2 separate regions of the Homo sapiens genome follow, and region 1 is linked to region 2. A link is a loop called in an ENCODE intact Hi-C map of the cell type or tissue named here. Cell type or tissue: mammary epithelial cell. All regions are shown on one strand. Each heading gives the region's core, and the rest is flanking DNA. Links, peaks and the distances in the headings are about the cores only. Region 1 has its middle 50 kb from the start of ACAN. Region 2 overlaps ACAN (aggrecan).

Evidence for each region. Hi-C counts contacts between places; a loop is a spot of excess contacts. Peaks named below come from ENCODE experiments on the same cell type or tissue, not always from the same donor. Only the 100,000 strongest peaks of a DNase experiment are listed, where the experiment ranks them.
Region 1: a loop joins it to region 2, with 2.0 times the contacts of the local background. A loop is called at or near these places in 3 of 110 quality-filtered maps.

The regions. Positions count from the first base shown.
Region 1 is chr15:88,745,681-88,762,177 of GRCh38, reverse strand. No RefSeq gene overlaps it. Among named protein-coding and RNA genes, the nearest start is that of ACAN, 50 kb to the left of the region's middle. In mammary epithelial cell, for the core only: no CTCF peak of the experiment used is centred there; no DNase peak of the experiment used is centred there; H3K27me3 peaks cover 335 bases.
Region 2 is chr15:88,822,699-88,838,775 of GRCh38, reverse strand. It overlaps ACAN (aggrecan), which reads right to left. Exons shown (of 19, transcript NM_001369268.1): 2 at 2,500-2,576; 3 at 1-113. The coding sequence starts at 2,569. Among named protein-coding and RNA genes, the nearest start is that of ACAN, 27 kb to the right of the region's middle. In mammary epithelial cell, for the core only: a CTCF peak has its summit at 4,258 (motif pointing right); DNase peaks (open chromatin) are centred at 2,895 and 4,505; H3K27ac peaks cover 778 bases.

The DNA.
Region 1 (16,497 bases), core at 3,076-11,075, 80 kb after region 2:
GGACTAGGTTCCAGTGTGTCCACTGCCCAAGGCAGTGTCCTTGGGGGTAAACCTGAGGCCAAAGTCGGGAGCTTCAGAGAACAGCTGCCACCACTAACCTCTGTAAGGCAGATATCAGGAGAGACTATGACAAGAATGCACTGAGGTGGGATCTGGACAGCAAGGACATTCCCACTGTATACAAAGCCAGACAACCCAGGAAAGGGAATAATCGATCAGTCTGAAAACAGGAGCTGCTTTCATTTAAAACAACTTGTTGTTACTCCTGGGCTTTATAACTTAAATCATAATTTGCCTTTAGAACATGAGGAAAGAATAGAAAATTAAGTTCAGGAAGAAAAGCTAAAGAACTTGGCTTATTTAACAGGGAGAAACAGAAGCTCAAATGCCACTGAGCCACCAGTTCTTAAAAATTTGTGTCACTGGCTGGGCGCGGTGGCTCACACCTGTAATCCCAGCACTTTGGGAGGCCGAGGTGGGTGGATCATGAGGTCAGGAGATCAAGACCATCCTGGCTAACACAGTGAAACCCTGTCTCTACTAAAAATACAAAAAAAAAATTAGCCGGGCATGGTAGCGGACGCCTGTAGTCCCAGCTACTCGGGAGGCCGAGACAGGAGAATGGCTTGAACCCGGGAGGCGGAGCTTGCAGTGAGCCGAGATGGTGCCACTGCACTGCAGCCTGGGCGACAGAGCGCGACTCCATCTCAAAAAAAAAAAAAAAATGTGTCACCTAGAGTTACAAGCATCAAAGCAATGCTCCTATATGTCACAGATATGCCTTAATTAAATTCATTACATAGTGGTGCACTAAATAATCCAAAGAGCTCCTCCAGTTGTGGTAATAGTGAGGAAGGAGAAACACAGAAGTCCCATGTATCTGAGGATCACAACTGAAGGCATGCTATTGGGGTCAATCGTAAGCCATTGGGAAAGCCATCTTATTCTTATTCTGTTTAAATGACTGGCTACATTTATAGACCTTCTTATTCCCTCTGCAAAACATATTGACGGAGGTCCTAGCAATCTGAAATGCTCTCAGCTACTGTCTAGAACGCCTGTCTACTTCTGCTGTCATCTATTGAGTTTTCTTGTTGTTCTTGTTGTTGAACAAGAGTCAATTGTGGTCATTTCCCAAATTTATTTATGCCAGTCATACTTATTGTAATGAAATAATTTAAACAAACATTATATGATACAATGAAATACAAATAAGAAAGTAAATACAGTTGTTTCTGAAAATTAAATTGATTGCTTTGGGGAAAACACAGTAAAGGCAAGTCACTAAAGAAAAATTTAAAAAAATGAAAACAACTTCTTGTCTTCGGTCTGGTTTAAGAGCAGGTCTGTCTGGGACCAGATTCTGCGAATACAAATCTGTTTCTTCCTAGCCATGCTCTCACTTCAGAACCTCTGCACCTGCTAGATCTGCTTCTTGGATCCCCCTTCCACTGAATACATGCATGCCTCACTCTTTCACTCTCCAGAAGTCCTTGCTCATCTGTTACCTTCTCAGTGGGGCCTTCTCTGACCTCCTCATGTAAAACTGCAGCCCTTTCCACAAGCTGGCATTTCCTCTCCTTTCCTCTATTTTCCTCCATTGCACTACTGACACTTGACATGCTACATATTTTACTTACTCGTTTTGTGAACTATTGGTCTTCCTCTTCCTTCTCCTGCTATACACAGTAGAATGTAAGCTCCATGAGGGCAGAAATACTTGTCTGTTTTGTCCACCACTGTATGCCTAGTGCCTAGATCACTATTTGGCCCATAATAGGTCCTCAATAAATAGTTGTTGATAGACCCAGTACCTTTTTCAGCGAAAGGACCAGGCTGGCCTGTCAGCTCTGCATTCAGCAGTAGCTTCTGGGTGACAGTGTGATCTGTCTCCTAAGGCCCTTCACCCCAGCAACCTTGGTGAAGGGTCTTAGGAGAAAACACAGAAGAAAGGCTCTTTCCTGGTGGTTGATGCTCAACACTCAGGAGATTTCCACCTTGGGCAGTGAGAGCTGTTTGCAAATAAATATGTGCTCTGAGGCATCCCTAATCCTCCATGGCTGATGGTGAGTGTGGGAGCTTGGGCTGGTGCTGTGCTTCTTGTCACAGACATTCTCCCAAGTGGGCTCTGTCTCCTGCAGAACATGGGCCCTGGAGGTCTTGGCATGGTGGTGGTGGGCACCTGGACGTGGATGAATGCAGGGAGGCATGAGGTTGGCTGAGGGACCTACACTAGGTGAGGCCCATGGGCAGTAATGAATTGGTTTGGGTGGAGAACATGGAGGAGCAAGCTAGGGCCAGCTAAGTGAGAAGTGTGCTGAGTCCCGTGGTTAGGACTTAAAAAACCTGTTGCAACTTTTTCACCACAAGGAAAGACAATCATGATCATTTGGAAGGGAGGGCATTTGAATTCCCACTTTATATCTGTGATATATTCTAGTCCTTTCTGGACCTCTTGCATGCACTATGCAGTACCAAGTGATTTCTATCTTGAGTTCCCCAATTGTTTGATGTGTCTTGGTAATGATAGTAATAATAATAATAATAATAATTTCTTTCAGTTTTATAGCATGCTAAAGTCTCATACAATTCCTTTATATGCCTTTCATTTAATACACCCTACAACCAGTGAGTTAGTGCCATGTGCATTCTACAGATGAAGGACCCTGAAGCTTAGACCATTTGAGAGACCTGGGCAAAGTCTCTCAGCTGGTAAGTGGGGGAGCTGAACTTGAGACCAGACGTCGTGACCTTATGCATCCTGGGTTCTGTCCATTATAGCACAGTTATCTCCTGCTTGGGTTGAGAGTTACTTAAAAACAGGATCATATTTCATGCTTTCAAAATCCTGTTGTTCAAAATAATTAGTACAAATTTCAGTTCACAAAATCCAGTGTACAAAAAAAATGTTACTTTATCTTATGGTGACTTACCTCTGCTCCAAGTCCTGTTTCCATTGCACGGTGGGAAATATTAATATCTCAGTCAACCCATCGTTCCTCCTTCTTTCTCCTAGAGTTGTGCCAAGGGGTTGGGGCTGGGGCTGTGGGTTACTCCTATACCATTCTTGTCTCCATAGGAGAGGGTCCTTCAGGTTGGATAACTCTCCTTGTCCTCCAGGGCCACCCTTGCACACACGGGTGCCTCCCTGCTCTGCTGGGACATGGGAGCTTAGTGAAGGTGCTTAGGCCTGTCTTCTGCCTGGATACCCCACTCAGACATCTCTACCTGGGCTTGTTGCCATCTCCTCATTACTCTCAGATCTCAGATTTTATGAACCTTTTCATTACCTCCATCCTGACCAGAGGTGGGGACAGAAAGAGGCTCCACTTCCCCTGGACACACCAGCATCTCCACTCTCCGGGTCTCTTACCCATAATCAGGGGCCTCTTGTCTGGCCTCTGGGCTCCAAGCCTGTTCTTTCACTGCACATTCTTTGCAAACCTTTGCTAAAGTCTTCTCATTACCTCTAGGGCTTCAACTCAGAAGCCAGGAGAAGTCTCATTTTTTTTTTCTGTCATTCTGCCTCATTACCCCTCCTCTGAGGCAAAAGATGCCACATGCCAGATCTGCTGGAATGCAGAAAGGGCCACAGGATACACAACAAAACCCAAGTTAACATTTCAAAATAATCATCTCAGCACAGTGGTGATATGTTCATCCCATAGTAGATGCCCAAAAATTCCTTGATCTTATCGAGGACAAATAGCTCCAGCATGCATTGGATAAACCAGGCTGGAGGCAAAAAGTGTGGGTTTGAATCCTGGCTCCACCACTTACTCGCTGTGTGACATTGTACAAGTTACCTGCCCTTTCTGTGCTTCACCTTCCTTATGTGTGAAATGGATATAGTAACAACTTCAGAGAGTTGTTATGAGGGCTAAACAAAAAAGATATGGAAAGCACAGGGAGCAGCACATGGCACATAATAAATTCTCAATACACATTAAGCATTATTTTATTTATTTATTTATTTATTTATTTATTTTGAGATGGAGTTTTGCTCTGTTGCCCAGGCCAGAGTGCAGTGGCACGATCTCGGCTCACTGCAAGCTCCATCTCCTGGGTTCACGCCATTCTCCTGCCTTAGCCTCCCGAGTAGTTGGGACTACAGGCACCCACCACCATGCCTGGCTAATTTTTTATGTGTGTGTGTGTGTGTGTGTGTTTTTAGTAGAGACAGCGTTTCACCATGTTCACGAGGATGGTCTCGATCTCCTGACCTCGTGATCCACCCACCTCGGCCTCCCAAAGTGCTGGGATATTAGTGAGGTCTTTGGGCTCAGATAAAACCTTGGAAATCTACTCAGGAACATGATTAAAAGCTTGGTCAAGGTTTGGGACGATGTCCTGACACTGTCTGGAGTATTGCCTGCTCTGCACTCTGCATTAATCTCTAATGGCGGTCAGCAGGAGATTAAAGCTGCCACTTTTTTTGGTCGTAACAGGCATTGTGGTTTGGCATGGAAAACAAGGTCCCTCTGGGGACATATAACTTCATATTTACCAGCATTTATATGAAAGAAGATGAAGTATTTATAATAAGAAATCAAATTGGTTTGCTAGCCAAATGCATTAACCGTAGAATACCGAATAGAATGAAGATGAACAGAAAGCATCCGTATCCTAGAGCTGGACTATGCCTTGGAGGTGATCTCCTCACTTCTTTCTGTTTTGGAGAATCTGAGTCTCCCATGGGGGAAGGGGAGGAGCATGCCCAGCATTACCCTGGTGGTCAGCAGAACTGGATCTAGAACCAGGTGATCTCTTTCTAAAGATCACATGGTCTAAGCTTCAGGGTCCTTCATCCATAAAATCGGCACATGGTACTAACTCCCAGTTATGGTTCTGCCTTCTACTGGCCACGCTGGTTCTCCAGAACACATCAGCAAAGGCATGCCCTCTTCTTGGGTATGCCATTTCTTCTGAATCTCTTGGTGCTTCCTTCTTCTGACAAACTAGGTGTGAAGAAACTCCAAGGCCTAGTAATGTTCCTCACTCTCTCAGAGCCTATGCCAGTCTCAGCAGAACACAGTGACCGTGGACCCTGGGGCAACTCACTCAACTTCTCTAAGCATTAAATCATTTCCTTTTTGAAAATGCATAATGCAACCTGACCTGCTGACTTCAAAGTGTAGTGAGGATCAGAATGTGATAATGTATGCCAAAGTGTCTGGCATTTAAATGGACCTAAATAAGAAGCAGAATGGTTTGAACCCTCCCTCCGATAGTTTGTCTCTGCCATGCATTTGAGACTGTAGCAATCAATATATACCAGGACAGCTGGAGCCTGTTATAACAGCCTTGAGGACATATATCTGGGACACCCAAATCACTAAATCCACAGTTTCTGCCTTTGTTGGAAGAGCAATTGATGGCTGTAACCAAACAAAGATCACGCTTTGGGGGCCTCTGCACAACTCTGCCTTCCAGAGTGTTCCTGCCCAATTGCGTGCTTCAATATCAGTGTCTCTTAACTGGTGACCACGAAACGAGGGATGGATCCTATCCAGAAGGTTTCTAGTTAGTCTCTTTGGAAGTGGGCCCTGGCTCCTTGTTTCTAAAGATCTATGTGCTATTTTTGAATACCTCTTCTTGGTCCCCTCAGGCCCACAAGGCCAGCACTCTCAAAGAGAACTTCAAGCTGCAACTGCCTCTCTCTCCATTAGACTGACCTCCAAATTGTATTTCAGTTTCTTGTTTAGAGTTTGGGGCTATGAAATTACAGCATGGTAGTAGGTTCAAGCATTTCCTCAAGGGTAACCTTGAAGTCCCCCGAACTTCTGAGTCTAAGGTGTCACTATAGAGAGAGTGATGCTGGTTATAACTGGGGGCTCGTTGTGGGTGTAGGTATTGGCACTCATTAAAAAAGGCGTTAAAAACACAGAAGTAACAGATGCCCTGTGATGGTTAATATTGAGTGTCAACGTGGTTGGATTGAAGGATGCAAAGTATTGTTTCTGGGTGTGTCTGTGAGGGTGTTGCCAAAGGAGATTAACATTTGAGTCAGTGGACTGGGAGAGGCAGACCCACCCTCAATCTGGTTGGGCATCATTTAATCAGCTGCTAGCAAGGCTAGGATAAAAGCAGGCAGAGGACCATGGAAAGACTAGACTGGCTGAGTCTTCCAGCCTTCATCTTTCTCCTGTGCTGGATGCTTTCTGCCCTCAAACATTAGACTCCAAGCTCTTCGGCTTTTGGACTCTTTGACCTATACCAGTGGTTTGCCCGGAGCCCTTGGGCCTTCCGCCACAGACTGAAGGCTGCACTGTCAGCTTCCCTACTTTTGAGGTTTTGGGACTCGGACTGGCTTCCTTGCTCCTCAGCTTGCAGATGGCCTATTGTGGGACTTCACCTTGTAATAATGCGAGTCAATACTCAATAAACCCCCTTTCATATATACATCTATCCTATTAGCCCTGTCTCTCTAGAGAACCTTGACTAATACATGTTCATTATGAGAATCTTGAAAAATACAGGAAAGGACAAAGCCGAAAAGTAGAAATCATCCATAGTCTCACACAGATCATCACTTTCTTATATTTTCTTAGAGTTCCTTTATGTTTAAAGCATGTGATATGGTTTGGATCTGTGTCCCTGCCCAAATCTCATGCTGAATTGTAATCCCCAGTGTTGGAGGTGGGGCCTGGTAGGAGGTGGTTGGATCATGGGGGTGGTCCTTCATGAATGGTTTAGCACCATCTCTTGGTACTGTTCTCCTAATAGTGAGTGAGTTATTGTAAGATCTGGCTGTTTAAAAGTGTGTAGCACCGGGCTGGGTAGAGTAGCTCATGCCTGTAATCCCAGCACTTTGGGAGGCCAAGGCAGGTGGATCATGAGGTCAAGAGTTTGAGACCAGCCTGGCCAACATGGTGAAACTCCATCTCTGCTAAGAATACAAAAATTAACTGTGTGTGGTGGCACGTGCCTGTAGTCCCAGCTACTCGGGAGGATGAGTCAGGAGAATTGCTTGAACCCAGGAGGCAGAGGTTGCAGCGAGCCGAGATCACACCACTGCACTCCAGCCTGGGCAATAGAGCAAGACTCTGTCTCTGGAGGGAAAAAAAGTGTGTAGCACCTCCCCTTCTCTCTCTTGCTCCTGCTCCTGCCATGTAAGACGTGTCTGCTCCTCCTTCACCTTCTGCCACGATTGTAAGTTTCCTGAGCCCACCCTAGAAGCTGAGCAAGATGCCAGCATCATGCTTTCTGTACAGCCTATGGAACTGTGAGCCAATTAAACCCCTTTTCTTTATAAATTACCCAGTCTCAGGTATTTCTTTATAGCAATGTAAGAATGGAGTAATGTAGCACATATGTGTATATACATTTTATATATATCAGTAGTGTGCTGTTAAATCAGCTCTTTTTAAAAAGTCCCTGGTTTATAGCACTTGCTGGGATCTGTGTTGTACATACTCTCACCATGGTGAATTTCAGGCAACCAACAGTTTAACAACTGACTTTCAAAATTTCTCAAGAATTAGCAATTGGCTTTTGAGGGCCAGTAAGAATCAGCTCCAAACACCAATGGTTGAGACTGTATGGTCTGTAGCTTTGTGCCCTAGTTTTTTTCATTTAATATTATGTTATAAGCTGTTTTGCAACCATCGTTGTAATAATTGATTCAGGAAAGGATCATCAATGGATGCACTGGGGGAAAGTTGTTGGGGAAAAGATATTCACACCATTTCAAAGTGTCATCCTACAGCTAAGTTGTGAATTTCAACGAGTTAAAAGTGCTTTACATTGGAGAGGTCTGGAAAAAGTCACTTTATGTGAGGGATCCAATATATCATCATGAATAATGGAACAACTTGACATTATGAATGTCTTCATGTAATACAAGAGAAAGAACAAACATTGTCTAGGTGGTCTTTTTGCTAAAAACGTTTAGCCCAAACATAGTTATAAAGAAACAATCAGATACCCAGATTGTGAGACTTTTGGCAAAATGAGCCTGAACTCAAAAAAAAAAAAGACTGGGGACTACTCTAGATTAACGTGACTAAATAGACATGACAACCAAATGCAATACATCATCCTTGAATGGACGCTGGATTTCTTGTTTTAAAAAGGAAAAAGCTACATAAACATTTTGGGGATAACTGGAGGAAGTTGAATATGGACTTCATATTAGATTATATTATTACATCAATATTGATGTCTGGGGTGTGGTATGGTAATACAGTTCATGTAGGCTAAGGTGTTCATTCTTAGGAAATGAGATGTTTGCAGTGCTTAGAGGTGAAGTAACACAGTGTCTGCAGTTTACTTTCAAATGATTCTGCGAAAACAAAACAAAACCCAGCAACAACAGAACATACATTCAAATATCAATGAGAGGGGAGCAAGCAAGCACGTAGCAAATGTTAACAATAAGTGAATCTAGGGGAAGGATATATTGGTATTCATATATATATGATTCAACTTTCCTCTCAGTTTGAGGTTGTTTATTAATACTAAAAAGGGAAATTATTATGATAGTTTTATTTTAAGATATGGTTATTATAATGATGCATATTATTCTACCATAAAAATGTGCTACAAATTATTTAACAAATTATTTATTAGCTATAGATTTATTTAACCGAATCTATTGCTAGATTACAGATTTTTACTTTTATGAACTGTGAACATCCTTGTAATGAAACCTTAGCATGCATTCATAATTGTTTCCTGTGTTAAACTTATTGTGCAGAAAGAAAAGAATTTTTTTTAAATTACAGCTCTGATGAAATGAATTCCTATGCTTTAAACTTTACAAGAGACTAACTTGTCAACTACATGCCAACTTATCAATGTGACAGAAGAAGACAATCACGGCCTTCTTTAGAGGGTTGGGTGAAGAGTAAGGATGCATGTCAGAGAAATTAAGATGTTCTACACAAGGAAATTTGGAGAACTGTGGTTCTGGTGGCACCTTAGAAGTCCTGGGTAGCTTGGAAACAATAATAGGCCCAGATCCTACCCCAGGATAGTTGAATCAGTGTCTCTGAGGGTGAGACTCTGCACTGGTTTACTTTGTAAGCTCCCCAGGGGATCATGAGATGCAGCCAGTGTTGAGAACAGCTGGTGTAGTAGGATTCAGAAAAAAAAAAGATCTGAGAGGTGGGAGGAAGCCAGGGTGATGGGAGGGAGATGAGAGAAGAGGCTAGGCAGCTCTAAAAAGGGGCTGGAGAGAGAAAACAGACATGATTAAGAGGGACTTGAGAATGTTATGTTGGGTGGGATATGATGTGACTTCCTTCTACTTCCCTTAGGGACCTGTAGTAAATTTATAATTACTCTTCAATGCTTTTGTAGTTGGGATTTTTTGGGGGGTGGGGGCGGAGGGGTGCTATTTAGACTTATTTCAAGGTGGGGACTGGTAGAGAGCAGGGGTGGTCTAAGGAGGATTTGGCACCTTCCAGTTACATCAGTTCCCTGTGGGAGGAGGAGTTCACAGGGCTGCACGCAGCAGCATCGTATTCTGTCTTGCTGCCTGCCCTTTGGGGCACAAGTCCACACAGTTGTCTCTGCTGGGTCATTTGCTCTCTTCTGGGCCAACCCATTGTCGAGGTCACAGAATTATAATAATTCTATTATTTTATTGTTAGATTTAAGAGATGCTCATCCCTTGATTTGATTAGAACACACCATGATTTCCAAGGTTATATTGATTCAAAGCCGATAAAGGTAACTTGAACTACAACAGAAATCTCTCTTCAGGAGGGCTCGTTTCAATCTTTTTTTCCCTACTCAAAGGGCATACTTGCTCATTGTGATGTTCTCCACCCTACAGTGTAAAAGGCAGATAGGCTTCACATTCGGAAGATATACCAGGGATTTTTTTTTTCCTGTAACCTCATATTAGAAGTGAAATACCTGGGAATGTTAAGCAGTGATTTGTTTTGATAGTTTTTCACCTTCATTTTTGCATCTGCATCAAAAAACTAAAGAATATCTTCTTTCTCCATAAGTGTCTGCTAAGGCAGTTGCCAAGAGGTAAGAAATAGGGGTTTACCTGTAAGTTCTCTATCTATCTATCTATCTATCTATCTATCTATCTATCTATCTATCATCTATCTATCTATCTCTTTTTTTACCACAATTTCCTTTTTAGGACACCAGCCAAAAATAAGACATGTGAACTTCTTCAATGAAAGCATCACGTGTCTTTTATTTTCTTCCATAAAAAGCTCATGATTCTTTCTTAATAACAACATGTAGATGAAAGCTGAAATGTATGGTTTTTAAAAATAAAAGACCATTTCAGCTAGTGCAACTTAAGAAACAAAATATTGTATTATGTGGTCAACTTAGTCTTCCTTTTCTTTTTCTCTTTGTGACAAGGTCTTGCTCTGTCACCCAGGCTAGAGAGCAGTGGCATGATGGCTCACTGCAGCCTTAATCTCCTGGGCTCAATGATCCTCCTGCCTCAGCCTCCTGAGTAGCTTGGACCATAGGCATGGTCTCAGATTCCTGACCTCATGCAATCCTCCTGCCTTGGCCTCCTAAAGTGCTGGGATTACAAGTGTGAGCCACTGTGCCCAGCCTCAGTCTTCCTTTTCTTGTTTGTTCAGAGATAAAAAGGGAAAGCTGAGATGCATTTTCTACCTTATCAATTCTTAGGCAATTTATCATTTTGTAATTAATTAGAACAAAGATAAAATGCTATTTTAAAAATATATAGAAGATATTTCTACTCTAAAAGGATTTTGAAGGCTGCTTGCGACTAAAATTCATTGAATCTAGGTCAGGGTCACACACTCAAATGCCCACGGGGACTGTGCAAGAAAAACAACTGAGCAAGTTTGACATTAAATGACCTCTGGAACTCTTGGTATTAGAGGTGCAATAGGGAGTGCTGGAGACTGTGGAAAACTGGAAGGGATTAGCTGTGTCTAAAGGGGAAGTCACTTCTCAACTTCAACATAGCATTTTGTTTTGTTTTATTTTAGTAAGAGGCCAGAATTTTGTATTTTTATGTGAAGCCTCTTAATCCATAATTGTTGGTCTATAATTCAATAGTATGTGGGTCAAGAAAAACTAGTTTGGGGCAATGTTTGGTTCTCAGGTTGCCAGTCTGATATACCTTATCGGGTAGGAAAAGTTGAAGTAGAGTTTTGGCAGAAGGGGGCGAATGCACAGGGCATTCTGGAAGAATATCTGGAGGGCTTGTTAAGGGACAGGATGCAAAGGGAAGAAGAGCCTGAAGGCCTGGGAGGACTTAGGATTGTGGAGAGCTTGCTTTGGTGAAAGGTGTGTGTGTGTGTGTGTGTGTGTGTGTGTGTGTGTGTGTGTGTTTGTGTTGGGAGGGGATATGTAGACAGAGCAGGCAGGGAACCAGAGGAAAATGAGTTCAATTTTAACAAATTGCACTTGAGAGGTCATGACTGGGAGTATACAAGAGGAAAGAACAAGGAGGATGTAATTAACCTTGAACTCAATATGTGCCTACAGCATTACGGAGCTGCATGTGATACATGATCAGATTCGGTATCTGCATTATCAAGGAGGCATTTGTCTGTACTCGGTCTTGCTCTCTGCACTCATCAGTGGATTGTGTTCTATTCTGGATATTACTTTTAAAAAATGCTCTTTTCTCTTAAATTACAGAAGCAATATGTGTATCATTGCAGAAAATTAAGAAAATGCTGAAAATTGAAAGAAGGAAAATTGCCTGTAATCCTAGCTCCTATAATAACTATTGATGGCTTCCTATATATCCTTCTAGTCTTTTTTCCTATACATATATACTTAAATACTTCATAAAATTGGAATCATATTATAAATACTACATTACAATCTGCTTTTTCCACTAACATGTCTTGGACATTTTCCCATATCAATAAAATAAAATAATCTGCCACAACTTGATTTTTCATGGTTATTTTAGCATTTATTCCATTTGATGGAAATATCAAAATTTATACCTAATAGGCTACTGTTGGACACATGCTGCTTCTCCATCATAAACGAAGTCATCTCTAATGCTAAATCTTTGCACATATGCTTGGTTATTTTCTTAGGATAAACTCCTAGAAAAGACAATTGTTAGGGATATCAAAGGAAGAAGGCAATAGTGAAAACTTGAAACAAAAAGCAGGATTTACTGTTTGTAAAGTAAGAGAAAATTGTGCTTTGAGACAGTCTTTCTGAACAAAGTTTGGAGGAAGCACGGAATTCAAGGATTAATAGAATTTCAAGAGTGAGAATTAAGGGATTGGCTGACCTTAAATTGAGGAGGTGTGGTTATTAGAGTGCAGCTATTGCTGATTGGATGGCAGAAGCATATAGCTATCTTTGATTGGCTGACTTTCAGAATCATGTGCCATTTATGATTGGCTGATTCAGGAGCATGGATTTCAGTGAGACTGAAGACAAGGTAGCACGTCAGGTTTTAAATCCTTTGTGCTGCTTAGTTGTTACTATGGCTGGAGAACAAATAGCCTTTTCTTAGAAAAGAGGGACTTTTAATTTTCAAGTCAAAGGGCAATATTGCCAAACTGTTGGCACAATATTTGAAGCAATATGTGCACAGACTAAAAGCCTCTGGAAGAGATTGATACTGGTGGGAAGACTGGAGGCCTTGCTATAGGAGGGAAAGTGTGAGGAAGGTGATGGTGACTAGCTTGGAGTAGAGAAGACCAGGGCAGGCATGATCACTGACTACAAAGCCTATCACTACGCAAAGGCACACTGGGCTCTTTTCTTTTCTTGACAGAATCTCGCTCTGTCGCCCAGGCTAGAGTGCAATGGTGCGATCTCTGCTCACTGCAGCTTCCGCTTCCCAGGTTCAAACCATTCTCCTATCTCAGCCTCCCAAGTAGCTGGGATTACAGGCGTGCACCACCATGCATGGCTAATTTTTTGTATTTTTAGTAAAGACGGGGGTTTCACCATGTTGGTCAGGCTGGTCTTGAACTCCTGACCTCAAATGATCTGCCTGCCTTGGCCTCCCAAAGTGCTAGGACTATAGGCGTGAGCCACCACGCCCGACCCAGACTGTGCATTTTTCTAACAGTGGAAGCTCTCCAGCTTTGAAATAGGGGCATCATTAAAGACAGAGTCCTCTGTATTCAAAAAGAGATTTGTCATACAGGTTGGTTAGGAGTCTGGGGTTTGGATTCAGTGGAACTTTGAATCCTCGCTGGGCCACTTGTCATCTCTGTGACCTGGGACAGGTTATGAAAGCTTTCTGAACCTGAATATTTTTCTTATCAAGGGAGAAAAATAACACAATCTCTCTCATTATGCAATCTAGGCATAGCATGGTAAGTCACAATTCTAAAGACTTGGTGTGTTCTTTGCTCGTTGATGACTTGGAATTTCAGTGAATAGTATTGAGAGCACACAGCAATGTGCCAGTTGCTGTGCCCTCCAGGGAATTATAGAGGGACAAAGATGTGATCCCTGTCCACAAGAGGACAATGGAGAGACAAGAGGGAAGGTGCTGCACATAGCACAGAGATGAGGGGGTTGATGGGGGGATTTGCTACAAAGTAAATAAGGGGGCACAAAAATGTATATAAACAAATATATTTGCAAATGAACAACAATAACAGAAAGAAAGAATGAAAGAAAGGAAGAAAGACACAAAAATGCTTACATTTGTTTGGAAAATTTCCTTTTGTTTTCCAATTTTTATGCAATATTAATGCAGCTATGTGAAGAAATTTTATTATCTGGCCACCGCTAAAGAGGACATAGAAAAGAGGAAAGAATGAGGAGGGACAAGGGGACCACATTTGGATTACATTATATTTAAAAATAACTTTATTTTTCAGTACTATTGAGAAACCCATATTTGGTGACATGAGTGGATCTTAAGGATAAATTTAGCATGCTACGATCTGCAAATAACTTTTAATCCGTTAGTTACATCAGTATTTTTGTAGCCAGTGAGTGGTGCTGATTTATGTATGCTTTTAAAGAAAGCATTTAGAGAAATGTCATTTCCAGTCATTGAAACAACAAGCTTGAGAATTTTTAGATTCACAAAAAGCTATTTTCTGAGGGTGGTTAGATTTCGAAATGTAACCTTCATGCAAAAATATAGAAATGTTCCAAGTCACAAAATAAAGCTTATGGGTCAAAGACCACATTCAAATAGAGCTTTTAATAAATATTTTAGTGAATGAAAAATTACTCAGTAGATATTGATGGAGAACAGTGGTTGACTGTGTCCCACGATGTGAGCTGGGGATACCTATGCTTGGTATTGTTAGACTTTACACCCCTTTTTTTTTTCTGGAGGGATTTAAATAGAGTTCATTGTCACCAGGTCTGCAAAATTTTAGAGGGCATTCTTGCTATGGGTGGGAACTTAAATCAGACAGCTGTGATTCTGTGACATGGCAGTTTTTGCTAATCCCAAGGCATGGCTTTGTTTACAGCCAGATGAGAAAGAAGCATGTATATCTTGACTGGTTTTATTCTTACTCCTGAATTTCTTACTTGAGGAATAATGGAGTTGAGGCAGACATGCTATAGGCGTACCATGGCCAAGTTAAAGCAGTAGGCCTCTCAGCAGGATGCCATGACTGACATGTCATCCTAGCTTGGTTCTTCGAAAGTTCTTTGTTTTCGCTTTCTATCTTGATGAAAAAAATTGGCAATTTTTACCTATCCCAGAAAAAAATTTAGAATCATGAATTATGTTTGGCATTCATTGACATTTATGGGGGCTGGATAGCCTGTTGGAAATGATCTCAAATTGTATTTATACTTGGGGGTTCAGACATACAGGAAGATGGGGGGGGAAGCCAACAGACACTTAATGGCAAAGGAAATGGATATTTGAGAAATTGGAAAAGAGTCCACCATGGGGAAAGGAGGACTCAGCCGTGGTGAGACTGACTCAGCAACAGGGTTGAGGGTTGAAAGGGACCATCATCTTATTAACCACAGGATTTTCCTTTGACTTGAACCTGCCTGAGCCTGGCTACCCTGGAAGTATGTATGTGACTTGGGAAAGAAGGGGCTGTATGTGTCTACCTCCTGGGAACTGGAACAGCTCTAGCAGAGTGCACCATTCTTCAAGAGACAGGTGAGCACTGGCACCTAGAGGAACAGTAGAAAGGTCAGGCTGAGCACTGTGGTGTGGTCAGCAGCCAATGGGCCTGAAGATGGGTGGACAGAGTGAGTGGTGACAGTGGCAGGGTCATGAGCTTGGTGTTGAAAACCTGGGGTGGGAACCTAGGGTGTAAGCACCAGAGATTTTATTTGCATATTCCCATCTCCAGTGAATTTGCTAGCCATTCCACTTTCCTTTTCTGTAAATTGCATCTTCATACCTGTTAACCCAAAATACCCAAGACAGGTCTCAGTCCATTTAGAAAGTTTCTTTTGTTAAGGTTAAGGACGTGCCCTGAGCCTCAGGAGGTCCTGATGACATGTGCCCAACGTGGTCAGGGCACAGCTTGGTTTTATACATTTTAGGGAGACCTGAGCCATCAGTCAATATATATAAGATGAACAATCTTACAATCAATATATGTAAGATTTGTTACGTCTGGAAAGGCAGGAGAACTCCAAGCGGGGAGGGGGCTTCTGGGTCATAGGTAGATAGGAGAAAAATAGTTGCATTCTTTTGAGTTTCTGATTAGCCTTTCCAAAGGAAGCAATCAGATATACATTTATCTCAGTGAGCAGAAGGATGACTTTGAAAAGAATGGGAGGCAAGTGTGCCCTAAGCACTTCCCAGGTGGACTTTTCCCTTTAGCTTAACGATTTTGGGGTCTCAAGATTTATTTTCTGGGGGGAGGGATAGCATTAGGAGATATACCTAATGTAAATGATGAGGTAATGGATGCAGCACACCAACATGGCATATGGATACATATGTAACAAACCTGCATGTTGTGCACATGTACCTTAGAACTTAAAGTATAATAAAATATATATATATATATATATAAAGATTTATTTTCCTTTCACATACCCTTTGCCCATTTTTTACTCTTGAGCTTGTCTTTTTGCTGTTGTTTAATAATTCTTTTATGAATTCTGGAGACTAATCCCTCATCAGTTAAATGTGTTGCAACTATCTTCTCCCAGCCTGTGGCTTGTCTTTCTCTTTTGTTTATAGTAGCTTATGATGCAGGATGTTTTAATTTTAATATTGTCAGTTTTATCAATCTTTCCCATTATACTTTGCATGTCTTTTTAAAGACATTCTTCCTATTCCCAAGGTCATAAATACTTTATCCTATATTTTCTTGCATATTTTTAGCAATGTGCATTCTTCTGTCACTAGCTCATCATGATTTTGAAATTCGTTTGTGGTCATGAGTGTAGCTGTGGTTAATCATTTTTACTAACCCACAGTATTCCATCGTATGAATAGATCATGATTTATTTATCCATTCTATCAATAGACATTTCATTTGTTTTTATTTGATTTGATTTTTTTTTTGGCTACTATAACAATGCTGCTAACAGCATTCTTCTACTGTCTCTTGGGGCATGTGCAGAAGTTTCTGAGGGTGGAATTGTTGGGTCATAGGTGTGCAT
Region 2 (16,077 bases), core at 1-8,000:
GGTCACAGGGTGCATGGGGTCGATGAAATAGCAGGGGATGGTGAGGGAGGTCCCCAGGAGGACCCTCAGCGGGGACGGTTGGGGGATGCTGACACTCAGCGAGTTGTCATGGTCTGTGTGGGAGAGGTGGGGTAGAAGAGAGACCTGTTAGTGCCTAGAGAGGACCACCCCGCCTCCCCATCCATCCTTCCAGCAATGCACTCTCCTGAGAGAGCGAAATCCGATGAGTGTGTCTGTCTCTATGATGGGGATGCTCCCGTGTCATGTGGGAATTCCCAGAAAGGCTTGCCACGCCCTTTCCAGAGCAGTGTTCCTCAAGACCCCTGGCCTCTGCATCTCGAGACAGAAACTATGGAGCTAGAAAAGGATTCCAGAGGAGGGAGGGGAGACGTCAGAGTCAGGACCAACTCCCTGTTTCTCAAACTGGGGTACTGCAGTGGGCACCAAAGCGTGGAATAAAACAGGACCCATCTCCTTGGAGTGACAGCTTAACTCAAAGATTTTGGGAAAAATTATGTTGGGGTAGAAAAGTAATCTACACAATTTTAAAGCTGAGACAGAAAACTTCTAAGATGTGTCCCATTTGGGGAGGTCTGCTTTTGGGTGCGAGCCTGATTTTGCCACCGGGACAAGTCACTCTCTTCTGCTGTTTGGGAGTCAGGGGACTCAGGTGGAGAAGCATCCGAGAAGATCAGACCTTTTGGTGTGCAAACAGTCAGATGCAGGAGAGGCGATGGGATAGGATCAGACTCCAAACATGTTAATATAATGGAGAGTGTCAATAGAGGAGGTGCAACAAGCTTACCAAATCTTGTTAGAAACAAAAGATCTGCTGGGAATGGGGAAAAAAAAAAAAGAAAAAAAACAGCTTTCCAAAAAAAAAAAAAAAGCACCTTTCATGGAGACTCATACATTTATGAAACCTGTTCTTTCATGGGGGCCTACAGGTTGAAATAAAAAATGTTTCAGATATTTGTGGGTTGTAGATACATCACAGGGCAAGGGGAGGGGAGCGAGGAATGCTTAGAGTCCAGGCCTTAACCTTCTGATGTCCTGGGCAGTCCCACTGGCCCCTTCCACAGGCATCTTCCTCCGAGTGCTGGGCCCTCGCACCCTGGACATGGCTTGGTTTTAGCAGTAGTGGTTCTCAGGGGAGAGCTGAAAGGGACTGTCGTGCCCAGCTCAGCAGTTTTTAAAGCCCCACTCAAACCTAATGAACTGGTTTCCCTGTGTGGGCGGACCACCCCTGGGTACAGCCAGGGGCTGCATGGCTGTGGGTCTCCCAGCAACAGTACAAATGAAGGCCCTTGTCCCATATGTCTACAGATGCAAAAGTTGTAAATCAGGCCAACAGATTGTTAAGTTCTATGTCCTATCTTCCTATTTGACAATGGTACCTTTCAAAATGACCTGAAAGCACAGATTTAAATTCAGAATTCTTGGATTACTTGGTGTTTTGCCTTGGGCTGTAGTGGCTGGGTGGGAGCATGGGGAGCTGGGCCGCCTTCTTTTTCCCACACTGACTGCACTGTGAGGGGGTCTCATGTGCTGCTGTGCTTATCTCAGCCCCACAGCCCTGCTCTGCCCACACCCCATACAAACAGCCACTCCTTGGCCCCTCCCTTGGGCCCAGGGTGGCTCCCACCAGGGGTATGGTGTCCCCGTAGGAGGATGGACCCATGCAGGCCCTGGATGTGGCCTGGGCCCACTTGGAGGGGAAATTCTGGGCATCCTGGGACCCCAGAATGTGCTCTAAAGGGGAAGTGCAGATTTGGGCAGACACATTGGCCCTGCTGACTCCCCTTCCTTTGGAGAGGGTTGAGGCTGGAGGATGGCCAGTGGGGGCCTCTAAAATACACAGCCAAGAGCAGAGTCCTCTCTTGTCTGGGCCTGGGGAAGACATACCTTCCCTTCTGGGGTCAAGCCCATCCTGGGGTCAGTGGAAGTTTTGCTCATTTGGTCCAATGCTGGATTAGCAGTAGACCCAGTGCCTTCCACATGCACGAGACCAGGCTGGGGCTTCCCGAGGATGGTTTGCAGAAAAGGCAAAGACCTGTCTGATTCCCTGGGGCTTTTCTCTGGCTGTCTCCCAAGTGACCTTTCTTCTTTGGTGCTCCAGCCGATCCTCCCTCAATGGTCCTTTCTCCACTGGTTTGTCTATGTCCTGCCCCTCCGGCAAGCTCAGTGCGCAGCAGTCCTCACTGAGATCCATGGAGGGAAGGAGGGCACCTGCCGGGAGCTCTCCCTGCCAGCTGTCGGGGCTTGAGGGCAGTCAGGAGCAGTGTTATCTGAGCAAGGCTCCTGCAAGAGTGTGCCCGCGCATGGGTGCTATCCCATCACAGTTATGCATGCATCAACAGGGGAAGGGTGGGGCCAGGAAAAGTCCAGGAAAGGGGAAATTATATCCCTGGGACCAGTAGCACCAGGTTCAGTACCCAGTACTCAAACCCACTACTCATGCCTACTGAATACGTGAAACATGTATAGGAATGTCCTCACCTGAAGTTTCTACAGTGACAGCTGCAGTGATGACCCTCAGAGTCACGAAAACCCAGAGTAAAGTGGTCATAGTTCACCTGGAAGAGGGGAGGCAGAGGCGTTATTTAGACAGTGAAGGCATGGTGAGGTCAAGCAGAGTCATGTGACATATGATGCAAAGTGATAATTCCACACCCAAGGACCTGGAATCATCTCCAGAGAAGGAGGCTGCACGTGGTTTGTGAGATATTTTCTTAAAAAATCCTTCCCTCACAAAACCTTCACAGGTTTCTCAGTTTAATTCCGGGCATTAGGCTAATAAACCTAACCTCCCATCTTTCAGCCAGTGAAGTCTCATCTGAATGAGTTCCTGTGATGGTTAATTGTATGAGTCAACCTGACTGGGCCGGGGCAACCAGACATTTGGCCAAGCATTGTGCTGGGTGTGTCTGTGAGGGTGTTTCTGGATGAGATTGACATTGGAATTGGTAGATTGAATAAAGCAGATGGTCCTCCCTAATGTGGGAGGGTCTAGTCCAATCAGTTGAAGACTGAATAGAGAGAAAAGACTGACCTGTCCTGAGAAAGAGAGAATTCTTTGTGCTGGATGGCCTTTGAGCTAGAACATTGCTTTTTCTTCCCTTTGGACTTGAATTGAAACATCTGCTCTTCCTAGGTCTCAAGCTTACTGACTTTCAAACTGAAACTACTCCAATCATTTCATTTAGGTCTCAAGCCTTCAAACTTGGACTAGAATTACACCACCAGGTCTCCTGGTCTAGCTTACCAACTTATCATGCAGACCTTGGGACTTGCCAGCCTCTATAATTGCATGAACCCATTCCTTATAATAATTCTCTCTCTCTCTGTCTCTCGTGTGTGTGTGTGTGTATGTGTGTGTCTGTGTGCGTATGTGTGTGTCTGTGTGCATGTGTCCTATTGGTTTGTTTCCTTGGAGAACCCTGACTAACACAGTCCTTCAGGCCCAGAGAAGTGATGAGTTGCTCAACATCCCTAATGAAACTTGGGCCTGCCACCAACTTCAAATCCAGAGATCACGTGTGTTTTAGAATGGACTAGCCTCCAAGGTTTCAGGCAAGGTTTAGGGGCCTGGTTCATGTCAGGGAAAAGATGTTCACCTAGAGAGCTCTTGAGGAGGTTATGGGATGAACGGATTAATATTTTAGGAGAGAAATTAGACCTAGGAAGCTGTAGCTCTCCTGCTAGATCAATGACTTCATGTGGATTAGAAAGACAAACCTTCCTTATCGTCATCTGCTGTAAAGCTGTCATAATAAGTACACAGGTCTGTGACAACCGCAGTGTAAAGGTGCACAATTGGAACCCTGACTCCAGCATAGGTGGACCCAAGAAGACCCAAGAGAATGTACAGGAGACCCACCAGAGCAGTGCTCTCAACCTCAGCTGCACACTGAAATCACCTGGGCTTCAGCCTGGACCTCAGGATTTTTAGAGCTTGGAAGGTTCTAAGGTGCAGCCAAGATGGAGCACCGCTGGCCTAGAACACGTGCAGTCCCATTACAGACACCTCCTGTGACCTTCCCTCCACGGTGCATGCCTGGTGATGTTCCCCGAGTTGTTCTGTTGGATGGACTTGCATCAGCACCTACCCTCCCCTTTTGGTTTAAGAAGTGCTTGCATCACAGAGGGAGGGAACCTTGGAGCGGATGGAGGATCTGGGACTAAAGAAAAGATTGGAGATTTCAGCAACTCTCGCCCGTGGCATTCCCAGACTTTTGCTCTATCAGAGTCCAGTGGCCCAGCAGGTGTCGCTCTTGGCTCAGTCACCGCCGGCTGGGGCTGGATGGATTTGGGGATGAGGGGGGCACCCCAGGAGTCCCTAGGCTCAGGAGGGGTGTTGGGAGGGCACTGGTGTTCCCATCCAGGAATGCCAGGGGCAGGGGCAGGGTGGGCCCAGGACTCCGAGTGACCCTTTCTTCCTGTTGATTGAGTGTGTCATCTTTCTACCACCTATGCTACATATACGAGTCACCCCAGAAATGAAAGGGCTGTCTGTGGGTGCTGCTGGGGGTATGGCGTGAATGCATGAGGCACGTCATCCTCACACTGGAGAAAGTCTGGAAAATCCCAAAGTTCTGAGAAGTAGCCCCTGTGTCTCCTTAGGGATTTTTCTACCTAGATGCTGCCTTTTAAAGAAAAGTCTCTGGCTGCAGGCTGTGGCACCATGAGGGGCTCTGGTTCAAGCCCCATGTGACGAGTTGCGGCTGGGAAATAGTTCCCCAGAAGGCAGAGGGCAAAGTGTCTTCTCCACTCTGGGGAGGGGTCTAGACTTTCCGGCTCCTCTCTTCCCAGAGCCTTAGGGATTCGTGTTCAGACACAAGGCCCGCCTGTTCTTCCCTCAGAACACCCTTCATTGGGAGGTTGTGTGTATGTTTTCGGAGCTGTGTTTCTTCCCTCACTCTCTGAACAAGCTGGACATTGTCCGGGGGTGTAGGAGTGCTCTGTGGGGCTTGGACGGCTTGATTTCTCTCCCTGGCCTAAACCAGGAAATGGGAAGGAATGAAAAGAGGTGGGGAGGAGAGTGGGGGTAGGGGGATAGGGGTGGAGTGGGCAGAGAAACTAATTTTATTTCTTTTTTTTTTTTAAAGACAAACTTTGGGATAGAAATATCGCAATAAATATGCTCTTGTGTTTGTGTGTGTTTTCTCAGCTGTAAAGAAAATAGGGAGAAATTCCATTCTGTCTGGCTTCCAAGTGTCTCCAGGACTCACTGAGCCTTTTATGCGAGAAGACTGACTTTGGCAGCCCTGAGTCCCAGCACGGCCCTGTCAACAGGGAGGCCTTTCTCCATGGGAAGCTGAATTAGGTGCTGACAGGGCGACAGCATAGGTGAGGCAGAGGAAGGGGACGGGGAGCCTGAAATGAAGTGGAGAGGGGAGCTTGGGGAGCAGGAAGGGGATGCTGGGTGAAGGCCGGGTGAGAGTCATGTGGTTTGGGTTCATCACCAGGGAATTGACTTTCTCAGAGAGCATTATGTGGAGATTTGGTAGGGGAAAGTGAGGTGCTTTTAGCTTGAGCTGAGGCTATGTGTCTGTGTGAGCATGCGTGCATGTGTCCAGGTTGCAGACAAGGAAACCTTCACCTCCTCATCAGCCAGACTCTACCCCATGGTTGTCTACCTGGCCAAGGTCTTGGCCTGGATTCCATCAAATTATGGGATTGAACAGGCAGCTCACCCACTCTCCCTGAATGCATCTTCCAGCAACATGTGCAGTGGAGACCCCTCCTCGACGTGGGTGGACGCCTACTGCTTAATAATCTAGGACCTGCCCCACGGCTGTTTCAAAGACTGAGTGAGATAATGTGACTGCCATCATCCCTCCTCCAGGCCGGACACTGTTTCTTTGGCTCTGCACCCAGCACAGGCTCTGGCACTCAGCAAGCATCCATCAGTGTAACTTTCCTCCCACCTCCCTGGTTGTCAGGCCTGAGTGAGCCTCTCAGAACTGGGGGATTGGAAGAGAGTTTAGTGGTTGTAGAGAGGCTTCCTGTCCCAGGATGAGGGTTGGACCAGATGACTTTCCATAAATAATAAAACTGCATTCATTTCAAACACAACATTATCATACTACCAAATATTTGGAAAATAGGACAATGGGGAAAAAAATGACCATCATCTACAATCCGAATCCTCATTATTAGTGTTTTGATAGTTTGCCTTCTAGTCATCCAGGCTGGAGTGCAGTGGCATGATCTTGGCTCACTGCAACCTCTGCCTCCCAGGTTCAAGCAATTGTCCTGCCTCAACCATCGAGTAGTTGAGACTACAGGTGTGTGCCACCATACCTGGCTAATTTTTGTATTTTTTGGTAGAGACATGGTTTCACCATGTTGGGCAGGCTGGTCTCGAACTCCTGTCCTCAAGTGATCCACCCACTTTGGCCTCCCAAAGTGCTGGGATTACAGGTGTGAGCCATGGTACCTGGCCATTCTAGTCTTTTTTTTTTTTTTTAAGGTATCTACTTGTGTTTTTCTGTAATTGCAATCTTTTTGCATGCTATTTGTCTTTTCCACATAATACAATGGACCACACAACTTCTTTTTTTTCATTCCTTCACTACTGACGATCATGATGCTTTACAATAATGACCTCCCTGGCATGAATCCTGTATATACAGCTCAGCCAGGTGGTCTTTGGCCTCTGATTGCATGTTAGGTGCTCATTCCATCACAAGGTGGCCCATTCCTTGGCTGAGCAGCTCCAATTGTACTCAAGAACTTTCAAGATTGAGTCAAAATGGCTCAGCCACATTATAATTTACATCCAAGAGTTCCACCATCAGAAGCCACCCAAAACACATCCCCTCCTCTTTCATGGGACTCATGGTGAATCTTCAGAGGTCCAATCTGCTTCCTGCCTGCTGTTCCTCCATGGAGACATTCCTGGCCCCTCCAACCAACGCTTCCTCCTGTGGCGGCCTTCTGGACCTCTCTTTACCCCCTGGAGCCACAGAAGGTCTAAGCTGTGAGAGACCTTAGTGAACATCAAGCCTAACTTCTTCATTTTACAGATGAAGAAACTGAGGCCCAAGGAGGAGGCTGAGTTGCTCAAGGCCATATGGTAGGTTGGAAGTGGAGCCCAAACCAGAACTCAGTGCCAGGGGGCCTGGCCCTCATAATTCCCAGCATTAATGAACTTCACAAGGTAGCTGCTGTGTCTGTCTTGTTCCCCACTGTCTCCCTGGCACCCAATGTAGTGTGTGGCACAAAGAGAGGAAATTGCTGAATGAATGAATGGACAAATGGCAGCCCGTACGTCTTAGAAGTGATCTCCTTCAACCCTAGGCCTTGGGGGGCGGAGGGCTGAGGATGGGACTGGAGGCTCACATGTGATGAGCACCTAGGTGGTGCCCAGCCAAATGAGGTAGACCCCTTCACATTCAGTAAGTCTCAGGTAGAGACACGCTGCTTCCTTGTGATGTGCATGGCTGTATTGATTAATGATAGCGCTTTAGTGCAGCATGTGATTTTGGGAAGGTCACAGGCCATGTGCGGCCCAGAGGAGGAACAATCAGGGTCACCCCTTCCCAGGGCTCCAAGGAGAACCAGTGTTATGCTACAGCCAATTGGCACCAGCCGGCCAGAGTCCATTTTATGCATCTCTTTCAAATTTTGTGTTCGGTGACATCACACTGGTAGTTTGAAACTGGTTATGATGGATATCAGCAGACACTATCAACGAGGTGAGACTTCTTCTTTTTCTTTTTCTTTCTTTTCCTTTTTGAGAGTGGATTTACCAGCATACTACTGGACGTAACTACAGCCATGGGCCACATAACATTTCAGTCAACAACAAACTGTACCTACGATGATGGTCCTGTAAGATTCTAATGGGGCTGACAAACGCCGATCACCTGGTGATCACCTGGTGATGCTGCAGCCGTTGTAGCGTCATAGTGCAATTACTTTATTTATTTTTACAAATTTAGTGTAGCCTAAGTGTACAGTGTCTATAAAGCCTACACCAGTGTACAATAATGCACTAGGCCTTCGCATTCACTCACCACTCAGTCACTCACCCATCCAGAGCAACTTCCAGTCCTGCAAGCTCTGTTCATGGTAAATGCCCTATAGGTGTACCATTGTTTATCTTTTATACAGGATTTTTACTGTATCTTTTATAGGTTTAGATAGGTTTAGATACACAGAGGGAAGTATTTGTGTATACACAAAGGCAAGTATTTGTGTATCTAAACCTATCTACACATACAAAAGGTACAGTAAAAATACAGTATTCAGTACAGTAACATGCTGTATGGGTGTGTCACCTAGGAGCACTAGGTTATACCATATGGCCTAGGAGTGTAGTAGGCTGTACCATCCAGGTTTGTGTAAGTACACTTTAGTGGAGGGGTCTCCACTGCACATGTTGCTGGATGACAAAATTGCCTAAGAATGCATTTCTCAGAACGCATCCCTGTTAAATGTTGCATGACTATAATAGTAAATAAAGAAACGGGCTGGGGAAGGATAATGAGCACTTTTCTTTCCTTTGAATGAAGCCTCATTCTCCATTCATTGTGCTGTCCTCCATGTGTCCCTGGGGACATTGAGGCTGGCCCTAAAACCAAGGCCAGTTTGCCAGCCCTAGGGTATGGTCAGGAAATGTTCATCTCCATGTCACCTCCCCTGGCCCAGCGTGAGTCCACATCAGTGTAGACTCAGCAAATGTTTGCTGGCTACGTGAACGCCCACCCTCCTCTCCCAGATCCTGCAGGCCTCCTCCCTGAAACCTCACCAGGCCTTGGCCCTGGGTTGTATTCCCCCCAGCTATGACTTTCTACACACTGTTTAGCACCCAATTTTTCTTCTGTTGTTTTATGTGTGCTAACTCTGTCTCATCACGCAGACTGTGACCTCCTAGAGTTTGAAAATCAAGTCTTAAATGAAAACAAAATCCCTTTATGCTAACTCACACAGTACCAGGAATAACACAAAATGGTATTTGACACCTCCTTGTTAGATGAGTAAGTAGACGTTGGGGTTTGGTAGACTGGTAGACCAGTAAGATTTGCCTGCGACCAGGTGGCTCTGTGTCCCTGACTTAAGTCCTAGAAGATGGATTCGAAAGGACCAAGGTGCCCCATTCCTGTAGTCACCAGTCACCAGCACATCACTTATTTGCAGCCTAATCTCCCAATAGCACCTTTTCTCTTGTCACTCGCTCATGAACAAGATCATCCTGATAGCTGTGCATAAACGCAGTAGCATATGCACTCGAGGCTGGGATTTCAAACCCAGCATAGGGAAAAGGCCAGGGACCCTACACCAAGAGCATATCTGGCCAGAGTCACCCCAACTGCAGCTGTTAACTTCCCACATATTCTAAACAGACGTGGTGGGATGGTATAGAAACGGGAAGCCAGGAAGCTGATTTCAGTCCCAGCTCTGTCCTAACTCACCAGGAAACTCATGTAAGGCCTCAGTTTACAGTTTTCCCTTCTGTAAATTGGGATCATCATGCAAGCATCACCCCCAGGGAAATTGTGAAGGTAATTTTTGTAGCTGCCAATACTCTTTTGATATTTCCTCCTCTTTCTCTTCTCCCCACCTTCTTCAACACCTTGTCTTTTTCCGTATCTTTGATTTCCTTTTTCCAAATTTGTTACTTGCTCTGTCATCACTGAAGCATCTTAAATCAAATTCCATGTGTTTTTCTCCATTCCGGGCAAGTGTGTAGGTCCTGTGAAACAGACAGTTGGCAGCAGGGTGGGGAGTGCTGGAGATAAACCCTTCAAGGCCATACTTTTGTCTAGGATTGGCCTTGAGCAGCTCTGTGCTAAGACAGAGGGGCCCAGTGAAGGGAAAGAAAGGTTTTTCCTTGGAGTTGCTTCTAGCCTAGTGAGTGCAGACAAACCTGTATCCAGAGATAGCAGACATGAGTGAGTCGGCTCTGGGTCCTAACCTTGGCCCTGACTAAAATGGCTGCCTGACCCGGAGCCTCGGATTTTCCATCTCTGAAATGGGGGCAGGTGGGAGAATTAACTCTGGAGTTCCCTGAGATTCCAAATGCCAGCTCCACGCAGTGCAGAGAAGAGTTCCACCTTTTTAACTTCTGGGAACAGAAGGAACTGCATCTCCACCCTCTCAGCCTCCCTCATGGCCAGGGACCTGCTCATTGCTTGCTGTTCTGCTGCAACATCCAGGGCAATGCACAAGGGTTTCGCTTGCCTATTGAGCACATTCTCTGGGAAGGTCCAGCCTATTCAGAAAGATGCCCCCATGCCCTCACTGTGCTAGGGACGAAAAGGCAGAAAGGAGAGTTGTGAGGTTGGGAGGGTGGTGCACACATCTAACAGAAGTGAGGGGAGGCTCTCTGGGGAGCAAAAAAAAAGGCTCGGGTAGTGGAGCTGCGAGAAAAGAAAATAAGAAACCGAGAAATGACACCACGGAGAGTGTCATACCTGCAGGTTATACTTGTTACCTGACTGCCGATGTGGCATGGGTCTTATCCCCTGGCAGTGCCCTATTTGAATCTGGGGCTAGGGTCTGGCCCTGTCCTTTCACTCCCTTCTTTTGCTCACACAGTTCCATTCCTTCAAAAAACACCCTCTCTTTAGCTCTATGTCTGACCTATTCCCACCTTCCTTGAGGCCCCATGCAAATGCCACCGCCTGGAAACCTCCCCCAGCCTGAAACGCTCTCCTGTCTGCCTGTGTCCTTTGTCATTTCTTGTTGTTATGACCAACTTATTAGCAGACTCATCTTGGCTTGTGGCTTCTTTCCCACTTTTGTTTCAAACTACTAGGCCAACCACTTAAGGGATGTGTGCATGGGTGGGTGCGATGGCCAGGGTGGGAGCAGGCCCTGGTGCAACAGAAAGAGCATGATTGGGAGTCAGACAGATGTGGCTGAATCGCAGCTCTGACACTTTCCTGTGAGCATATGACCTTGGCTCAATTATTTAACCTCTCGAGGCTCAATTTCCTTACCTCTAAAGTGCTGATTAGATAGGATCTATCAAATAGCATAGGACGCTGTAGGACTTAAATGAGAGATGCTGAGTTGGCCTCCTTTCTCAAGGTTTGTCTGGCTGGTTCCTCCCTCACTGAGGAGCAAGAACACCTGCATTGTGTATGCCCCTCACTGCATTTCAACTAATATGGATACACCAAGCACCTACTATGGGCACTGAGGTCAGTTTCTGCACAAAGTAGCCACCCAACTAATGGGTGCTAGCCTGATAAAAAGTGCCACTCACATGCAATTTGCATCTATATCGAATTTAAATGATGGTCCAAGTGAATGGGGCACTGAGGTCAGTTTCTGCACAAAGTAGCCACCCAACTAATGGGTGCTAGCCTGATAAGAAACACCACCCACATACAATTTGCATCTGTATCTAATTTAAATGATGCTGTAAGTGAATGGTCATTTGTTCTGCAGTGACAGCAAACAATGGGGCCCCCCACCCCACCAACTATTTTAGCCTAGGGATCATTCCTCTATTCACCCCAGGACTAGGATGTGAGTTCAAATAAAACTGTGGACTGTAAAGGAAGAGCCTAATCTGCCACTGCCGTCTCCACGGCTTGCCACAGAGCTCTTGGAGCTTCTCTGTGGTCAGGGAGGGCAGTCACCCCCTCTCTATCTTCAGGCAACAGTGGGCATTTTATAGCCAGAATCCACTTATGCCATGGCTTCAGGAACAATCTAGGGGCCATCTTTAGGAAGGGCCTGCTGTATGTCAGGAACTCCTCTCTGAGCTGTACATGTGCCGTTTCTTATCCTTAGAACAGTCTTCATAGGAAGGAAGACAATGGCTCAGAGAGGTTAGACAACGTGCCCAAAGTCACACAGATAGTGAGTGGCTGAGTTTGGTTTGGAATCCAGGTCCTGTGGCTACAATGCTATGGTTTTCTCAGCATTTACAGTCCCTTTACGCTCATTAGCTTTACTCATTAATTCCATTATTCAGTCAACAAACACATTTCAAGGGGGAGACAACATACTAGGTAACAAATATAAATCAAGGGGGATATGGGGAATGTTCTCATGGAATTTCAGATCCGGAAAGTTTTAGGGGTTGGTAGATGGGAAAATGCATCACTAATTAGTTCACGAGAGAGGGAAACCCAAATCTCTTCCAGTTCTGCCCAGGAATATGGGCAGAGTGCCTGGAATATGCGCACGGTTGGTGGGATCTTGCCAATGAGTAACACAGGGTCCATTTTGGAGGAGGGGGTTCCCAAGTGGGACTCCTGATCCACTCCTGGACCTTCCATCCACAGGGCAGGGCCCTGCTGGGGCTCTGAGTCCTGGCTTTCCCTGTGTCTCCAGGGGTCCCCTGCAAAGCTGGCTCCTACAGCCCAGCATGGTGGCTCTTCCACAGTGTCCTTCAGGCAAATTTCCCAGGGGCTCCAAAAAAAAAAAAAAAAAAAGAAAAAAAAGGCCACTATACAAATGCCCTGCTCCGTGGCAGGGCTGCAGACAGTCCTGTTAACTTCCTCCAGGGGTTTTCAGGATGAGCTTTTTCAAGAGCTCTAATCAAGTCATTTCTGATTAAATGGGCTATGTCTCAGCCAGCACCTACAAAAGCATGATCATCATCTGCTCAAAAATATCTGGATTCCTACTAGTCAACCTGTGGGTAGTCAGTAGAGCCCCCCGACGTGAGCTGAGTCTCTAACCTTTTCTAAAGTCCCATCCTACCATGAGAGACCGCGTACCTCTGGCAGTTGGAAGAGCTGACCAACTCCTGCTGCTTCCTGTGTTGCTGATCACAGAGGGACAGGGAGAGGGGTGTTTTGAAGCCTCTTCGAAACTTCAGCTTCAGAAATCAGCCCACGGAGCTGTTTCTGCCACTGCCAGTCCGAGGCCAACCTCACTGTCCTGACCAGGAGCCAGGCGGATGCTAGTCAAACAATAAAAACAGAGCTGGCCTTGGTTTGCCGAAGGCCTGTGTGAGCTTTTAGGTGAAGGTTCTGCCTGCTTCTGGAGGTGGGGGTGGGCACAGTAGGAAGTGGAAGGAGCAGGCTGGGGTTTAGGACGTGTAGTACAGAAATACTTGAAAAGATGACATCAATCTCTCCCCTCTCTGGCCTCTCTGTCGTGATTCCCTTCACTCACTGATCTATGTCCCTGCTAGTAATACCTCTTTGACTTGGACCTGTTGGGACAAGAGATACGCTGTTCTTCATCCTCTCTCTGAGGTCCACTTTGGACCCAGTCTCTATGCAGTTTCCTGAATAGCCTCTTCTCAAGCCTCTTGGGAGATAACATGGTACACTAGAAGGTGGGTATCTTAAGAACACAACCTGAATTCATACCTTTGACTCATAATGTACTATCTAGGTGAATCTGGGGAAGTTTCTTGGCACCTTTGGCCAGAATTTTCATAGGTGAGGCCTCTGGAAATTACTTATTTCCAGTTAGGAGAAGAGATACAGAGTGATGATTCCTTGTGGCAACTTACTTGGAACTTCCTCTTATTCCTTCCAAGTCACCCACCAGAAGTCCTCGTGTTCCCTGGGTAGTCTGATCCTGCTGGAGGGGGTGGGAGCAAAAGGGAGCTTGGCCTATGGACTTCATGGCAGAAAAGGATGAATGTTCTTGGAGAAAAATCCAGCTCCTTCCCAGGGCCTGTGAGGCCCCATGTGATCCGCTCCTGCTCCTGCTCAGATCACTATTCCCCAAACCCTCAACCCCGCCACATTCTAGCTGTGCCTTGACCACACGAGCTGATTTTGTCCTAAGGGTTTTGTGCTTGCTCTTTCTTCTTCCAGCACACACTTCTGGATCTTTCCCTCGCTGGCCATTGTCATTCTAGCCTGTTTAAATGTCCCTTCCTTGACCACCCTGCTCCCCTATCCCTCCCTCCCTATCATGTTACCCTGTTAAAGTCTATTTATAGCTTTTTTTTTTTTGACAGAGTCTCGCTCTGTCAGCCAGTCTAGAGTGCAGTGGTGCTGAAGGCCTGTCAGATCTTGGCTCACTGCAACCTCCACCTCCCGGGCTCAAGCAATTCTCCTGCGTCAGCCTCCCAAGTAGCTGGGATTACAGGTGTGTGCCACCATGTCTGGCTAATTTTTGTATTTTTAGTAGAGATGGGGTTTCACCATGCTGGCCAGGCTGTTCTTGAACTCCTGACCTCAGGTAATCCGCTTGACTTGGCTTCCCAAAATGCTGGGATTATAGGCATGAGCCACCACACCTGGCCGATAGCATCATTATTATTTGAAATTATTGTCCTTTTTTGTTTGTTCACTGTCTGTTTCAGCTACTTGAATATACACCCCATGAGGGCAGGGAGTTTTTTTGGTTTTTCTCACTGCTGTATTTCCGGTGCCTAGAACAGTGCTTGGCACATAGTAGGTGCTCAACAAGTATTTGTTGAATGAATGAATTCTCTTAATCACTAGGCAATGTCCCTTTGTATTAGGTTTGGAAGTAGAAGGAGTGTTAATCTTTTTGTTGTTGTTGTTGTTTTTTTTTTTGAGACGGAGTCTCGCTCTGTCACCCGGGAGTGCAGTGGCGCAATCTTGGCTTACTGCAAGCTCCGCCTCCTGGGTTCACGCCATTCTCCTGCCTCAGCCTCCTGAGTAGCTGGGACTACAGGTGCCCGCCACCACGCCTGGCTAATTTTTTGTATTTTTAGTAGAGACGGGGTTTCACTGTGTTAGCCAGGATGGTCTTGATCTCCTGATCTCGTGGTCTGCCTGCCTCGGCCTCCCAAAGTGTTGGGATTACAGGCGTGAGCCACTGCGCCCGGCCAGGACTGTTAATCTTAAGACCGATCATAACTGTTGAGTGTCACCTGATCTCACAGTCTTCCTGCCTCAGCCTTAGAACACATAAGAAGCCCCAGGAGGGAGGGTAGCTCTGAGTAGAGCTGTCAGGGGTAGCCGGGAGTGCACACACGGCCCATGGAAATATCCATTCTCACTCCTTTTCTGCTAAAAGAGGTGCAAGAGTGGAGAAGGATGGGCCTGGGCCACCAAGCAGGGAGTAGTAGGTGACCCCAGAGACATCTAGGGACAAAAACAGAACTCAGAGCTGAGCTGTGTGCTGAATGAAGGCTGCATCTCCAAGAGGCTGGGAGTGATGCTGAGTCCAGGTACCGGAAAGGAAGGCCAGTGGTGCTTCCTAAGGATGGGGTGGCTGCAGCCGTGGATGGCCCCAAAGCATGTGCCTGTAGAAGGGTGGGCACGTGAAGGATGAATTTGGCTGAACACCATCAGCCTTTTCCCACGATTCTTACCCCTCCCCACTCTCAATTGCAAATTCCCAGGAAAACCAGTTTAAAGTGGAGAAGCACTGGGCATGATTAATCCTCCTGCTTCACTCATCCAGGGACACTCAGCTTTGCCCTGTTCTGTGAGAAAAAACAAGAAAAAAAAAAACCACCAAAAAACCAAAACTAGTACCAGGGACCAGCCCCTTCCTGTTCTCAGCCTTCTGCTCCAGTCCAAGCACTTGGAAGTTTTCTCTGCATTAATTTCAGACTTTGTGTAAATATCAGACCTGAGTTTTTGGAAAGGAGTATACTTCAGCCCAAAGTTTCCAGCAGGCGCAAGTACCTTTCCTGGGCAGGGATCTTGGGCCAAGAGCTAAATTCCCTTTACTTGGCGCTGACTGCCAACCCTGCAGGACAGAGAGATCTTTCCTCTATGAGAAGGGGCTGGGAGACCCAGTGTGATGCTTCAGTAGCCTCCCTGTGTGGAAATTGAGCCCAGGTTTAATAAGTGACCTCCAGTAAATGTGTCTGGCAGCTGAGGGTCCTGATGGAAATGCCTGCTTGCCAGAAAGGGCCATCAGATGTGTGGAGTTATAGCTGAATTTCTGGACAAAGCAAGGGCCAGGTGCCTGGGATGTGGCTGTAGGGAAACAAGGGGTGACTAGTCCAATCCTTTCAGTTTTGGGGACAGATGCTCGGGTTCTTGGAGTTTAGTCCTTGGATCTAGTCAAAGGTAAGAAAGGAGATGGGTTATCTGTAGTCCAACCTCATTATTTGGACCCTAATTGCAACCCCTGATTCCAGGGTCTGGGAAGGACCTCACCTCATAGAACACATGTAGTTAGCGGCCAGGCGTGGTGGCTCACGCCTGTAATCCCAGC